Linked DNA regions of Homo sapiens: region 2 is linked to region 1. Evidence: read pairs that join two places in POLR2A ChIA-PET (ENCODE). Cell type or tissue: OCI-LY7. All regions are shown on one strand.

Region 1 (8,000 bases):
ACTTGTACCCCATAAATTAATGCAAATAAATATAATGAAGCAAAACAAAATGAGATGAACTCCTATTCATCCTTCAAGGCCCAACTCTGGCATTTCCTCACCTGTGCAGCTGTCCCACCCACCCCCGACCAGATCCCTTATTGCCCCCTCTGGACTCTCCTAGTCCTCAACTTCCCTGAATATACGGGGTGGGGGCGTCTGTGTCTGTAATGGGAAGGATCACAGGGTGTGGGGAACTTCCTCACCCAGGAAGGCCTCAGTGAATTCCTTGGTAGCATTGGCAGCCACCTGGGCCAGCTGTTCTTGGCTCATGCACTGAAGCTGGAGGTGTACTGGCTCCAGCCTCTGTAGAAGGACAAGGGTTCCCCACACCTGCTGGGCCAGGATGGAGGCTGAAGTCAGAGCAGCACCGTTCTGCCGTCGGAAGTTGCTGCGGAACCCTGGGTCTCTGGCCACCCCAGCCCCATAGTACTGGCTCAGCAAGTGGCTGAGGGATGGCCGGGGCTCAGGAGTCCGGCTCAGGTAGTCTCCAAGGATGACCCCATCCAGGGCGCCATTGAGGAAGGCCATGGTTAACAGAGATGCCTTGGGGTCCAAAAGCGTAAAGGTCCGAGGGGCAGAGAGCTGGTCCCAGCAGCCCTCAGTTCCCAGGTCTGGATGGCTCTGGGTCTGGGAACCTCGGAGGAAGGTCAGGCCCAGGTTTCCAGCCAGGGTGACTGCCAGGAGGCTGTCCACCATGGTCGGTGGGGACTTGGCTTTGGCATCTGGCAAGGAAGCTTGGACATCTGGACAGCCTTTTGTAGCATCTGGAGTGTTGGCTCCAATATCTGCAGTGGTGACATCTGGAGAGCCATCCCTGAGTCCTGGGGAGGAGGTGGCTCTTACATCTGGAGCAATGGCCACAACATCTGGAAAGGTATCTCCAGTCTCCCAAGGGGCAGCCATGCTGTCCAAGGGCAAATTTATGACCCTGCGCCCTTGCAGCCCTGCCTCCAGCCCCGCCAGCAGAGGCTCCACAGCCACGGTCGAGCCATCAGGTGCCAGCACCACCCCATATTCCTTCCCTTCTCGTACGTCATGTCGGGCCACCTCCTTGGTCAGGCCTAACAGCTCTGGGCTTAGTGGGCAGGGATCCAACTCTGTAGCATTGAGGCTCCATGCCCCCAGCAGGAAGTGGTAGAGGCGATTGTGGGGGCCAGAGTTTGGAGCTGACATCAGCCACGCAGAAGCTGTGTGTCTGGTCTTGGCAGCTGGCACTTTCTGCTCCAGCTCAGCCAGGGCCTGGATGACAGAGTCCATGAGCAGGGGCAGGGAGGCTGCAGGAGGAAAGAATGTGTTAGCCCAGCCCCACCCATTCCTGAGCCTCCTTGTATTGATTCCACATCTACCCAATGCTCCCAGCCCTCCATCTGATAACCCCATGACCCCCAACACTATCCTTGTGTAGATGAGGAAAGTGAGGTACACAGACTATTGCCTGTTGGTTAAGGAGCTCAGACTGTCTGTGAGTACTGGGGAGCCATGGCAGATTTATGAGCAGGACAGAGGTGTGACGAACCTGGCATTCTAAGACTCCTTTCTTAGGCTTAGATTTGTTTGGCTGCCATAAGGAAATGGATTTTTGGGGTGCCAGGATAGAAAAGGGGAGACAGTGTGGAGGTGAGAGATGAAGGTGGCAGAAGGTAGGTAGTGACATTGCAGTGGACAAAAGTGGAAGAGTCCCCAGATCGTGAGAGGGAGAGATGGATGGTCTTTTGTGATGAATTGAAGTTAAAAATTGGGGATGTTAGAGGGAAAGGTATTTTGAAAGATGCCTGGGACTGGCTGTGGTGGCTTAGGCCTGTAATCCCAGCACTTTCGGAGGCCGAGGTGAGTGGATCACCTGAGATCAGGAGTTCAAGGCCAGCCTGGCCAACACCGTGAAACCCCATCTCTAATAAAAATACAAAAATTAGCCAGGCATGGTGGTGTGTGCCTGTAATCCCAGCTACTTGGGAGGCTGAGACGGGAGAATCACTTGAACATGGGAGGTGGAGGTTGCAGTGAGCCGAGATTGCGCCACTGCACTCCAGCCTGGGTGACAGAGTGAGACTTTGTCTCAAAAAAAAAAAAAAAAAAAAAAATGCCAGACGCAGTGGCTCACGCCTGTAATCCCAGCACTTTAGGAGGCAGAGGCGGGTGGATCACCTGAGGTCGGGAGCTCAGGACCAGCCGGATCAACATGGCGAGACTCCGTCACTACTAAAAATACAAAAATTAGCTGGGCATGGTGGCACACACCTGTAACCCCAGCTACTCAGGAGGCTGAGGCAGGAGAACTGCTTGAACCCAGGAGGTGGAGGTTGCAGTGAGCCAAGAACCCCCCACTGCATTCCAGCCTGGGTGACAGAGTGAGACTCCATCATAAAATAAAATAAATAAAATAAAATTAAATTAAAATAAAATAAAATAAAATAAAATAGCCTGGGAGGCAGGGGGAAGAGCAGGATGGGCTTGTGCCATGTTGGGGAAATGTCAGTGGCTGAACTGCAAACCTAGAAATGCTAAGTTAGGCTCAGAGCTGGTTCAGAGATGGGTTATCAAATAATAGCTAACTTTCAGTAAACATTTACTATGTGCTAGCTACTAGTCTAGGTGACTTATATATTAATAATTTAACGCAGTTAGTCTTCACAACTCTTGTGAGGTAGGTCCTTTTAGCCCCTGTCTTAGTACATTGGTGCTGCTATAACAGATCTCTGAGGTTGGGTAATTTATGAAAAACAGAAATTTGGCCAGGTGTGCTGGCACATGCCTGTAATCCCAGCACTTTGGGAGGCCGAGGCAGGCGGATCACTTGAGGTCAGGAGTTTGAGACCAGCCTGGCCAACATGGTGAAACCCCGTTTCTACTAAAAATACAAAAGTTAGCCGGGTGCGGTGGCGGGCACCTGTAATCCCAGCTACTTGGGGGGCTGAGGCAGGAGGATCTGTTGAACCCGGGAGGTGGAGGTTGCAGTGAGCTGAGATCATGCTGCTGCACTCCAGCCTGGGCGACAGAGTCAGACTCTGTCTAAAAAACAAAAAAAAAGAACAGACATTTATTTCTCATAGTTCTAGAGGCTGGGAAGTCCAAGATCAAAGCACTGGCATTTGGGACTTCCTAGCCTGCAGAACTGCAAGAAAGTAAATTTCTCTTCTTTACAAATTTACTCAGTTTCAGGTACCCTGGCCTATATAGAAGCACAAAGGGACTAAGATGGTGTCCCTTTACAGATGAGGCATCTGAAGCACAGAGAGGTTAAGTTACCTGCCTAAGGTCACACAGGAAGGAAGTGGCAGAGGCAGGATTTGCCTTTGTTTTTTTTTTTTTTTTTTGAGACGGAGTCTTGCTCTATCATCCAGGCTGGAGTGCAGTAGTGCTCAGCTCACTGCAACCTCCTGAGTTCAAGCAATTTTCTGGCCTCAGCCTCCTGGGTAGCTGGGATTACAGGTGCCTGCCACCACGCCTGGCTAATTTTTGGTATTTTTAGTAGAGATGGGGTTTCACCATGTTGGCCAGGCTGGTCTCGATCTCCTGATCTCAAGTGATCTGCCCGCCTTGATCTCCCAAAGTGCTGGGATTACAGGCCTGGCCAGTAGTAGAATTTGAATCCAGGAAGTCTTACTCGACACACTCTCCTGGTCTAGAATCTAGGTTCTTCTCCAGTCCACCACCTAACCTGTGTAGCTTTGCTCTTCTCTGCAAAAAATGCCCTTTCTGGCTTCTCCCCCAAATCATTTCTCTTTCTTCCTAGCCTAGCTCTTATGTCTCCTCCTCCAAGAAGCCTTCCCTACTTTTGCTCTCCAGGCCCCAGATTCCTTCCCTTATCCTTGCCTTGACTCTGTGGAGCTGGGAATATCTATGTCCCCATGCTGGAGCTTCTTTGAGAGCTTGAGTCTCCAGCCTCACTCCATGCAGGGCAAGACATAGATGGGACAGCAGTACGCCTTCTGCAGAGCCAAGAGGTTTGGTCCCAGGACTCTGCCCCCTGACTCACCTGTCCCTGGGTCTGACCACAGTAGCAATCCGAGTAGGATCCAGAGGACACCCTGGGCCATTGTTGCAGGATTCCAGCTTCCAAGGGGTATTTCTGGTTGGCCTCGGCAGAGAACCTCGGCAGTGCTGGAGGGAGACAGGCACAGAGAACTGAGCAGAGCCTTTGACCACTGTCAAAGTCCAGCGGCGAATGACAGACCTGCCTCTCGTAGAGCTGTGGGCGGGAGGCAGCAGGGACATGGGGCAGCGTACCCTGGGTCAAGGTCATCTGGGCATCCTGGTCTCCCCCAGTCTCTTCTGTCCCTCCTAGGCTGAGGTCAGTGGTCAGTAAGCCAGGCCCATCCCCAGAGGGGCCTGGAGACCAGGTGGTTCAGACTCCATAAACTCTGCCCATTCTCCAGTGAGGTGGACCGAGGCAACCCCTCAAGTCCTGTCCCTCCCCATAGTGACGGCTCTGTAGCCGCTGCTGGCCACCAGAGGGGACTCTCAGCTGCCGCCTGCTGTACTGGTAAGACCGGCTGTGTTGAGGGAGAGGAGAGAAGCAGAGGCCTGAAGTTGGCACTGCCTTCTGCTTTTTTTTGCAACCAACACTTCAGGCTCAGGCACAGCATCGGTGCGGGGGCTGAGGACAGTGTTTGCTGAGGCCTGAAGTTGGCACTGCCTCCTGCTTTTTTTTGCAACCAACACTTCAGGCTCAGGCAGAGCATGGGTGCAGGGGCCGAGGACAGTGTTTGCTGAGGCCTGCTCTGAGCCCATGGGGACCAGGGGCTGTCACCTCTCATCCAGTTCCAGCCCTTGATTTCAAGCCACCAGCAGTAGCTGAGAGCAGGGGTTGAGCTTGAGTGTTCAGGACCCTGGCATTGTTCCAGGAGCTGGCTTCTGGACTCACCTGGGCTGACAGTGAAATGTCCTTCCTCTTCTCCGGGTGCCCATGACTGAGACCTGCAGAATGGACCCATCTCCCCTTTATTCTGGCATCAGATGGGGCAGGTTGACATGACTGGGCTGTTGTGTATGTAAATTGCTTCCCTGTGGGGCTCCCACCTCAAAACCAGCCCGGGGAGTTTCCAGGAGACCCACCAGCTGGAGACTCAGCCAGGGCAGGCCTGGGAATGTCCAGCCTGAGCCAGGCCTGGGATTCCCCTGGGGGCCACCCCTGGGGCCTCCTCAGGTGTCCTCTTTCTGGGGACCTCCCAGAAAAAAGCTGGGCACATAGTGGAAGCTCAGGATGTAGGGTGCTAAGTGATAGAGTGAATGGGGGACACTTCCCATGGGAGTAAGAGACAATGTCCTCCTCCAAGCTCGTTTCCCAGGATTTGGGGATAGGAGCTTTGCCTGGTAGAACCATATGAAGGTTGTGGGCTGAGGCAGGGACTAGGTTGAGGCATCCTCTTTGCCGCAAAATTTAAGGCAGTGTTGAAAATCTAAGTCATCAATAACTTTTTTTTTTTTTGAGACGGAGTCTCGCTCTGTCACCCAGGCTGGAGTGCAATGGCACGATCTCAGCTCACTACAACCTCCACCTCCCAGATTCAAGCAATTCTCCTGCCTCCCTGCCTCAGCCTACCAAGTAGCTCAGGTTACAGGCATGCGCCACCATGCCTGGCTAATTTTTGTATTTTTAGTAGAGACGGGGTTTTGCCACGTAGGCCAGGCTGGTCTTGAACCCCTGACTCAGGTGATCCACCCAACTTGGCCTACCAAATTGCTGGGATTACAAGCGTGAGCCACCATGCCCGGCCGATAAATAATTTTAAGACTTTTTTAGAACAGTTTTATTATTATTATTATTTTTAAAGATGGAGTCTTGATATGCTGGCCAGGTTGGTCTTAAACTCTTGGCCTCAAGCAATCCTCCTGCCTCGGCCTCCCGAAATGCTAGGATTACAGGCGTGAGCCACTGCACCCAGCTTTATTTTTTATTTTATTATTATTATTTTTTGAGGCAGGGTCTCCCTCTGTCACCCAGGCTGGAGTGTAGTGGTGCAATCTTGGCTTACTGCAGCCCTGCTTCCCAGGTTCAAGTGATTCTCCTGCCTCAGCCTCCCAAGGAGCTGAGATTACAGGTGCCCGTCCACCACTTCCAGTTAATTTTTGTATTTTTAGTAGAGACGGGATTTCAGCATGTTGGCCAGGCTGGTCTCAAACTCCCAACCTCGGGTGATCCACCTGTCTTGGCCTCTCAAAGTGCTGGGATTACAGGCTTTTTTTTTTTTTTTTTTTTTTTTTGAGACAGAGTCTCGCTCTGTTGCCTAGGCTGCAGTGTAGTGGCACAATCTTGGCTCACTGCAGCCTCTGCCTCCCAGGTTCAAGCTATTCTCCTGCCTCAGCCTCCCGAGTAGCTGGGATTACAGGTCCCCGTCACCACTCCCGGCTGATTTTTGTACTTTTAGTACAGATGTAGTTTCACCATGTTGGCCAGGCTGGTCTTGAACTCCTGACCTCAGGTGATCCACCCGCATCGGCCTCTATTTTTAATTTTTTATAGAGATGAGGGTCTCGCTATGTTGGCCAGGCTGGTCTCATCTCCTGGACTCAAGGGATCCTCCTGCCTTAGCTTCCCAAAGTGCTGGGATTACAGGCGTGAGCCACCATGCCTGGCCTAGAGCAGTTTTAGGTTCGTGACAAAATTGAGCAGAAGTTACAGAGAGTTCTACTCCCTGCCTTGACACATGCACAGACTCTCGTATTATCACTATCCAGCACCAGAATGGTATATCTGTTACAATCGATGAACCTTCACTGACACATCATTATCACCCAAAGTTCATCATTTCCATTAGGGTTTGCTCTTGGTGGTGTACATTCTATGGGTTTGGACAAATGTATAATGACATATGTCCACCACTAGAGTGTCATACGGAGTACAGTTGACCCTTGAACAACATGGGTTTGACCTGTGAGGGTCAACTTATATCTGGATTTGTTTCAATAAAAATTACATGGACTGTGCCTGCCTCTCCTCTCCCCTTCCTCCTCTTCCACCTCTGCCACCCCTGAGACAGCAAGACCCCTCCTCTTCCTCCTCCTCAGCCTACTCAACATGAAGACGGTGAGGATGAAGACCTTTATGATGATTCTCTACTTAATGAATAGTAAATATACTTCCTCTTCCATATTTTCTTCCTTCTCTTCCTTCTCCTTTCTTCCCTTCTCCTTCCTTCCTTCCTTCCCTCCCTCCCCCCTTCCTCCCTCCCTCCTTTCTTTCTTTTTTCTTTCTTTCTTTCTTCCTTTCTTTCTTTCTTTCTTTCTTTCTTCCTTCCTTCCTTCCTTCCTTCCTTCCTTCCTTCCTTCCTTCCTTCCTTCTTTCTTTCTTTCTTTCTTTCTTTCTTTCTTTCTTTCTTTCTTTCTTTCTTTCTTTCTCTTTCTTCTCTTTCTTTCTCTTTTTCTCTTTCTTTCTGGCAGAGTCTCATTCTGTCCCCCAGGCTGGAGTACAGTGGCGTAATCTCAGCTCACTGCAGCTTCCATCTCCTGGGTTCAAGCGATTCTCCTGCCTCAGCCTCCTGAGTAGCTGGGATTACAGGTACCTGCCACTATGCCCGGATAATTTTTGTATTTTTAGTAGAGATGGGGTTTCACCATGTTGGGCAGGCTGATCTCGAACTCCTGACCTCAGGTGATCCATCCACCTCAGCCTCCCAAAGTGCTGGGATTACAGGCATGAGCCACTGCACCTGGCTCGTGGATTTTTTCCAATAAGTTACATGGAGTGTGTCTGCCTCTCCTCTCTCCCCTTCCACCTCCTCCACCTCTTCCACCTCTGCCACCCCTCAGACAGCAAGACCAACCCCTTCCCTTCCTCCCCCTCAGCCTATTCAACATGAAGACGATGAAGATGAAGACCTTTATGATGACACACTTCTACTTAATGAATAGTAAACATACTTCCTCTTCCATACGATTTTCTTAGTAACTCTTCTTTTTTCCCAGGTTCAGGTGATTCCCTCGCCTCAGCCTCCAGAGTAGCTGGGACTACAGGCATG
Region 2 (8,000 bases), 130 kb before region 1:
GAGACCATCCTGGCCAACATGGTGAACCTCTGTCTCTACTGAAAATAAAAAAATTAGCCAGGCGTGGTGGCAGGTGCCTGTAATCCCAGCTACTCAGCAGGCTGAGACAGGAGAATCACTTGTACCCGGGAAGCGGAGGTTGCAGTGAGCCGAGATTGTGCCATTGCACTGCAGCCTGGGCGACAAGAGTGAGACTTTGTCTCAACAACAACAACAAAAAAATTATCAGGCAGACCCCCTGAGTACAAACAAAAAATTTTTTTTTTGAGACGGAGTCTCACTCTGTCGCCCAGGCTGTAGTGCAGTGGCGCGATCTCGGCTCACTGCAAGCTCTGCCTCCCGGGTTCACGCCATTCTCCTGCCTCAGCCTCTCAAGTAGCTGGGACTACAGGCACCCGCCACCACGCCCGGCTAATTTTTTTGTATTTTTAGTAGAGACGGGGTTTCACCGTGTTAGCCAGGATGGTCTATGATCTCCTGACCTCGTGATCCGCCCGCCTCAGCCTCCCAAAGTGCTGGGATTACAGGCGTGAGCCACCGCACCCGGCCCAAAATTTTTAATTAAAAATGTTTTAAATAGGCTGGGTTCAGTGGCTTTCACCTGTAATCCCAGCACTTTGGGAAGCCGAGGCGGGCTGATCACTTGGTATCAGGAGTTTAAGACCAGCCTGGCCAACATGGTGAAACCCTGTCACTACTAAAAATACAAAAATTAGCTGGGTGTGGTGGCATGCACCAGTAATCCCAGCTACTCAGACGTTGAGGCAGGAGAATCGCTTGAACCCGGGAGGCTGAGGTTACAGTGAGCCAAGATCACACCATTGCACTCCAGCCTGGGCAACAGAATGAGGCTGCGTCTCAAAAAAAAAAAAAAATTTATGGTAGCTCACACCTGTAATCCTACCACTTTGGGAGGCCGGGGTGGGTGGATCACGAGGTCAAGAGTTCAAGACCAGCCTGGCCAACATGGTGAAACCCCGTCTCTACTAAAAATACAAAAGTTAGCTGGGCATGGTGGTGTGCGCCTGTAATCTCAGCTACTCGGGAGGCTAAGGCGAAGAATTGCTTAACTGGGACCCAGGAGGCAGAGGTTGCAGTGAACCAAGATTATGCTGGCACTGCACTCCAACCTGGGCTGCAGAGCAAGACTCTGTCTCAAAAAAAAAATTTTTTTAGTCCGGGCACGGTGGCTCACCCCCGAAATCCCAGCACTTTGGGAGGCTGAGGGCAGATCATGAGGTGAAGAGATCGAGACCATCTGGCCAACATGGTGAAACCCTGTCTCTATTAAAAATAGAAAAATTTGCTGGGCGTGCGCCTGTAGTCCCAGCTACTTTGGAGGCTGAGGCAGGAGTATCGTTTGAACCCGGGAGGCGGAGGTTGCAGTGAGCCCAGATTGCACCATTGCACTCCAGCCTGGCGACAGGGCAAGATTCTGTCTCAAAAAAAAAACAAACGAAAGAAATGTTAAAACTTCATTTTACAATAGCATCAAACATATAAAAAATACTTAGGAACAAAAGAGGTCCAAGCCTGGGCACGGTGGCTCACGCCTGTAATTCCAGGACTTTGGGAGGCTGAAGCGGGTGGATCACAGGGTCAAGAGATCGAGACCATCCTTGCCAACATGGCGAAACCCCATCTCTACTAAAAATACAAAAATCAGCTGGGTGGGTACAGTGGCACACGCCTGTAGTCCCAGCTACTCAGGAGACGGAGGCAGGAGAATGGCTTGAACCTGGGAGGCCAAGGTTGCAGCGAGCTGAGATCGCACCACTGCACTCCAGCCTGGTGACAGCGCGACTCCGTCTCAAAAAAAAAAAAAAAAAAAGGCAATATTACCTCAGTTGATCTGTAGATTTCCTGTCTGATATCTCTGTCAGAGTACCAGCTGGGTTTGACAAGATGACCCTAAAGTCCATATAAAAACTCAAGGGCTGGGGCCAGGTGCAGTGGCTCACGCCTGTAATCCAAGCACTTTGGGAGGCCGAGGTGGGCGGATCACCTGAGGTCAGGAGTTCAAAACCTGCCTGACCAATATGGCAAAACGCCATCTCTACTAAAAATAACAAAAATTAGCTGGTTGTGGTAGCACGTGCCTGTAATCCCAGCTACTCTGGGGGTTGAGGCAGGGGAATCGCTTGAACGTGGGAGGTGGAGGTTGCAGTGAGCTGAGATCGCGCCACTGCACTCCGCATTGTTGACAGAGCGAGACTCTGTCTCAAAAAAAAAAAAAAAAAAGGCCTGGTGCGGTGGCTCACACCTGTAATCCAAGCACTTTGGGAGGCCAAGGCGGGTGGACCACGAGGCCAGGAGATCGAGACCATCCTCACTAACACAGTGAAACCCCGTCTCTACTAAAAATACAAAAAATTAGTGGGGTGTGGTGGCAGGCACCTGTAGTCCCAGCTATTCGGGAGACTGAGGAAGGAGAATGGCGTGAACCTGGGAGGCGGAGCTTGCAGTGAGCCGAGATCACGTCACTGCACTCCAGCTTGGGCAACAGAGAGAGACTCCGTCTCAAAAAAAACAAAAAACAAAAAACAGGGACACAGAATAACCAAAACAATCTTGAAAAAGAGGAACAAAGTCGGAGGAGTCACAGTTCCTTATTTATTTTATTTATTCATGTTTTTATTGTTATTGAGATGGAGTCTCACTCTGTCGCCCAGGCTGGAGTGCAGTGGTGCAAGCTCAGCTCAGTACAACCTCCGCCTCCCAGGTTCAAGTGATTGTTCTGCCTCAGCCTCCCAAGTAGCCGGGATTATATGCATGCGCCACCACACCTGGCTAATTTTTATATTTTTAGTAGAGATAGGGTTTCGCCATGTTGGGTGTTGGCCAGGCTGATCTCAAACTCCTGACCTCAGGGGATCCACCTGCCTTGACCTCTCAAAGTGTTGGGATTACAGGCGTGAGCCACTGCACCTGAGCTTGTATTTATTCATCTATTTTATTTATTTATTTATTTGAGATGGAGTCTGGCTCTGTCACCCAGGCTAAAGTGCAGTGGCACGATCTCAGCTCACTGGAACCTCTGCCTCCCAGTTCAAGCAATTCTCTGCCTCAGCCTCCCAAATAACTGGGATTACAGGTGCCTACCACCATGCCCAGCTAATTTTTTTGTATTTTTAGTAGAGACGGGGTGTCACCATCTTGGCCAGGCAGGTCTTGAACTCCTGATCTCATGATCCACCCGCCTTGGCCTCCCAAAGTGCTGGGATTACAGGCGTGAGCCACCATGCCCAGCCTATTTATTTTTCTTGAACACAGTCTCTGTCACTCAGGCTAGAGTGCAGTGGCATGATCTCAGTTCACTGCAACCTCTACCTCCCAGGCTCAGGTGATACTCTCACCTCAGTGTCTCCACTAACTGGAACTTCAGGTGCCCACCACCATGCCCAGCTAATTTTTTGTATTTTTGGTAGAGAAGAGGTTTCACCATGTTGCCCATGCTGGTCCCCAACTCCTGAGCTCAGGTGATCCACCTGCCTCGGCCTCGCAAAGTGCTGGGATTACTGGCATGAGCCACTGTGCCTGGCCGACTTTGAGTTATTTATTATTTTAATTTAATTTTTGAGGCAGAGTGTCGTCACTTTGTTGCCCAGGCTGGGTGGATTACAGGTGGCACGGTATCAGCTCACTGCACCCTCCACCTCCTAGGCTCAAACGATCCTCCCACCTCAGCCTCCCAAGTAGCTGGGATTACAGGTGCATGTCACCATGTCCAGCTAATTTTTTTTGTTGTTGTTGTTGAGACAGAGTTTCACTCTTGTTGCCCAGGCTGGAGTGCAATGGCATGATCTCGGCTCACTGCAACCTCTGCCTCCCTCCTGGGTCCAAGCGATTCTCCTGCTTCAGCCTCTAGAGTAGCTGCGATTACAGGTGCGCACCACATGCCCAGCTAATTTTTTGTATTTTTAGTAGAGACAGGGTTTCACCATGTTGGCCAGGCTGGTCTCGAACTCCTGACCTCAGGTGATCCACCCATCTCGCCCTCCCAAAGTAAATGGGATTACAGGCGTGAGCTACCGCTCCTGGCCTGTCCAGGTGATTTTTATATTTTTAGTAGAGATGAAGTTTCACCATGTTGGCCAGGCTGGTCTCTAACTCCTGGCCTTACCTGATCTGCCTGCCTCAGCCTCCCAAAGTGTTGGGATTATGGGCATGAACCGCTGCCTGACTTTAAATCTTACTTCAAAGCACAGTGACATAAGGATAGATACGTAGAATAGAATAGAGCTGACAGTCCAGAAGTAAACCATGTAGTTATATGGTCAACTAACTTTTGACAAGGGTATCAAGACCATTCATTGGGGGAAAGAACAGTCTCTTCAACAAATACTGTTGAGACAACGCGATAAGCCACATGGAGTGAAGTTGGACCCTTACCTTACACGTATATAAAAATTAACTTGGCCAGAGGCAGTGGCTCACGCCTATAATCCCAGCACTTTGGAAGGCCGAGGCAGGAGGATCACTTGACATCAGGAGTTCGAGACCAACTTGGCCAACATGATGAAACCCTGTCTCTACTAAAAATACAAAAAGTAGCCAGGCGTGGTGGCACAATTTTGTAATCCCAGCTACTCGGGAGGCTAAGGCGTGAGAATCACTTGAACTGAGGAGGCAGAGGCTGCAGTGAGCTGAGACTGCGCCACTGCACTCCAGCCTGGACAAGAGAATGAGATTCCATCTCAAAAAAAAAAAAAAAAAAAAAAAATTGGCCGGGCGCGGTGGCTCACGCTTGTAATCCCAGCACTTTGGGGAGGCCGAGGCAGGCGGATCACGAGGTCAGGAGATCAAGACCATCCTGGCTAACAAGGCGAAACTCCGTCTCTACTAAAAAATACAAAAAAATTAGCTGGGCGTGGTGGCGGGCGCCAGTAGTCCCAGCTACTCGGGAGGCTGAGGCAGGAGAATGGTGTGAACCCGGGAGGCTGAGCTTGCAGTGAGCTGAGATCGCGCCACTGCACTCCAGCCTGGGCGACAGAGCCAGACTCCGTCTCAAAACAAAACAAAACAAAACAAACAAAAATTAAAATGAACTACAGACCTAAATATGAGCTAACATTATTAAATTATTGGAATAAAACATAGAAGTAATTTTTTTTTTTTGAGATGGAGTCTCACTCTTGTTGCCCAGGATGGAGTGCAATGGCATGACCTCGGCTCACTGCAACCTCCGCCTCCTGGGTTCAAGAAATTCTCCTGCCTCAGCCTTCTGAGTAGCTGGGATTACAGGCACCTGCCACCACACCTGGCTAATTTTTTGTATTTTTAGTAGAGACGGGGTTTCACCATGTTGGCTAGGCTGGTCTCTAACTCCTGACATCAGGTGATCCACCCGCCTCAGCCTCCCAAAGTGCTGGGATTACAGGCATGAGCCACAACGCCCGGCTTACAAGACTTTTTTTTCCAGATGGAATCTCGCTCTGTTGGCTCAGGCTGGAGTGCAGTGGCGTGATCTCAGCTCACTTCAACCTCCACCTCCCAGGTTCAAGCGATTCTCCTGCCTCAGCTTCCCGAGTAGCTGGGATTACAGGCATCTGCCACCATGCCTAGCTAATTTTTATATTTTTAGTAGAGACGGGGTTTCACCATGCTGGCCAGGCTGGTCTTGAACTCCTGACCTCAGACCATCCACCTGCCTTGGCCTCCCAAAGTGCTGGGACTACAGGCATGAGCCACCATGCCTGGCTACAAGGCTTTTAAAAATTAGCTGGGCATAGTGGTGCACTCCTGTAGTCCCAGCTAATCAAGAGGCTGAAGTGGGAGGATCACTTGAAACCAGGATTTGGAGGCCGCAGTGAGCTGCTGTGGTGCCACCGCACTCCAGCCTGGGCAACAGTGAGATCCTGCCTGTAAAACCAACAACAACAACAACAGAATTATGTAGTTTCACCAAGAGGTGGAAGGTGGAAGAGCCTCACTGACATTCAGACCAATTTAATGACAGGTCTTGGATTGACATATACATATTTTGAAACGAAATTTTGCTCGTCGCTCAGGCTGGAGTGCAGTGATGCAGTATCAGCTCACTGCAACCTCTGCCTCCAGAGTTCAAGTGATTTTCCTGCCTCAGCCTCCAGAGTAGCTGGGACTACAGGCACCTGCCACCACGCCTGGCTAATTGTGTATTTTTAGTAGAGATGGGGTTTCACCACGTTGGCCAAGATGCTCTCGATCTCCTGACCTTGTGATCTGCCCGCCTTGGCCTCCCAAAGTCCTGGGATTACAGGCATGAGCCACCACACCTGGCCTGATATTTTATTTTTTTGAGACAAATTCTTGCTCTGTTGCCCAGGCTGGAGTGCAGTAGCGCAACCTCGACTCACTGCAGCCTCTGCCTCCCTGGTTCAAGCGATTCTTCTGCCTCAGCTTCCCCAGCAGCTGGGATTACAGGTGTGTGCCACCACACCCAGCTAATTTTTGTATTTTTGGTATAGACAGGGTTTTGCCATGTTGGCCAGGCTGGTCTTGAACTCCCGACCTCTACTGATCCACCTGCGTTGGTCTCCTAAAGTGCCAGGAATACAGGTGTGAGCCACCATGCCTGGCCGGGTCTTGGATTTTTATAAGAAGAAAAAAAAGGTGTGGGGTAGGGGAGAGCCAGGTGCAGTAGCTCATGCCTGTAATCCTGGGAGGCAGAGGTTGCAGTAAGCCAAGATCACGCCACTGCACTCCAGCCTGGGCAACAGAGTAAGACTGTCTCAAAAAAAAAAAAAAAAAGAAAAAAAAAAGAAAATTAAGGAAATAAAGCAGTTCCACTAGTGATGTTTTTCTGCACTACTGTTTAATGCTACCGACATTTTTGCCTTAAGAGAACAAGCTTAAAAGGCATGCTCACCCTGCGATTAAGACGCATCTACACAACACAAACGGATGCTGAGCAGAAATGACCCAGAGGCACCATCGTCTTTTCAAGCAGTTTATTTCCATTTTCAGTTCTAATGTTGACTTTTTCATAAATATTCACCTGGAATCTCCACTAAGGCTCCTCATGAGCAGGGCCCAATTCCTAGAATGTGCTTGGTGAGTTAGCCCCTGGTATACAGTAGAGGCTCGGCAAATATTCTACAGCCTCCTTTCTAATGATTTCCCAGTGGCCAGCGTTTCCCAACATGTGAGATGTACAGTTCAAAAGGCCACAGGGAAACTGACACAGCAGGGCCATTTCAAAAGGGGAGGATCTTCCAATTCTTCTGATTTTAGGAAATTCTGTTGCGTGCTAACCTTGAACACATGCTAGCCTCCCTTTCTCAGATTTGGAAAGATCTAAAGTAATAGTTATTTCTCTAAAATGAAACATATATTTCATTTTATATATATATATATATATTACAGATACCTTCTATCTATGGCAATTTATGTTGGATTATTCCACCTATGGCAATCACATCAAGTTTTCTTTCCTTTTTTTTTAAGAGATGGGGTCTTGCTATGTTGTCCAGGTTGGTCTTGAACTCCTGGGCTTAAGCTATCCTCTCACCACGGCCTCCCGAAGTGCTGGGATTATAGGTATGCATCACCGTGCCTGGCCAAATTCTCTTTGTAAATACATTTGAGTGGTAGTAACTAATTTTAAAGGAAAAAAACCTGAAGTAATCTAGAGGTGGAACACAAATGAGGTAAAATATTAGAGAACTGATTCAGCAAGGACTAAAGATTGGGACGCAATGCCCTCTGCACAGTCTGGTTCTTGAGGTTGCGGTGGGTGTGTTTCCAGTGGCGTAGGTCGGTCAGATACTTCTGGCCTTTGGGAGTGCGTGGATGTGACGCGGTCAGTGCCACATGTGAACCAGGTGCTGCGAAGTCCTGTGAAAGTCACACACCATATGGTGCACTACAAAGGTATAGGTTAAAGGCTGAAGCTTGAAACATACAAAAAAAAATCCTCTATAGAGCAAGATATATTCCTAGTATTCAGCTGTTCCCAACCAAATAAAAAAAAAAATTAAGGAAAAAAATAAAAAAGGAAGCATTCCATCAGTGGCTGT

What was found. ChIA-PET counts read pairs that join two places held together with the same protein. Peaks named below come from ENCODE experiments on the same cell type or tissue, not always from the same donor. Only the 100,000 strongest peaks of a DNase experiment are listed, where the experiment ranks them.
Region 2: POLR2A ChIA-PET joins it to region 1 with 22 read pairs; 3 of 35 experiments call an interaction of 5 or more read pairs at or near these places.

The regions. Positions count from the first base shown.
Region 1 is chr19:15,475,293-15,483,292 of GRCh38, forward strand. PGLYRP2 (peptidoglycan recognition protein 2) reads right to left here and starts at 4,209. Exons shown (of 5, transcript NM_052890.4): 1 at 4,019-4,209; 2 at 246-1,316. The coding sequence starts at 4,079. In OCI-LY7, no CTCF peak of the experiment used is centred here; no DNase peak of the experiment used is centred here.
Region 2 is chr19:15,346,606-15,354,605 of GRCh38, forward strand. AKAP8 (A-kinase anchoring protein 8) reads right to left here. Exons shown (of 14, transcript NM_005858.4): 14 at 6,780-8,000. The region is part of intron 3 of LOC124904643 (a long non-coding RNA gene); the gene reads left to right. Among named protein-coding and RNA genes, the nearest start is that of BRD4, 18 kb to the left of the region's middle. In OCI-LY7, no CTCF peak of the experiment used is centred here; no DNase peak of the experiment used is centred here.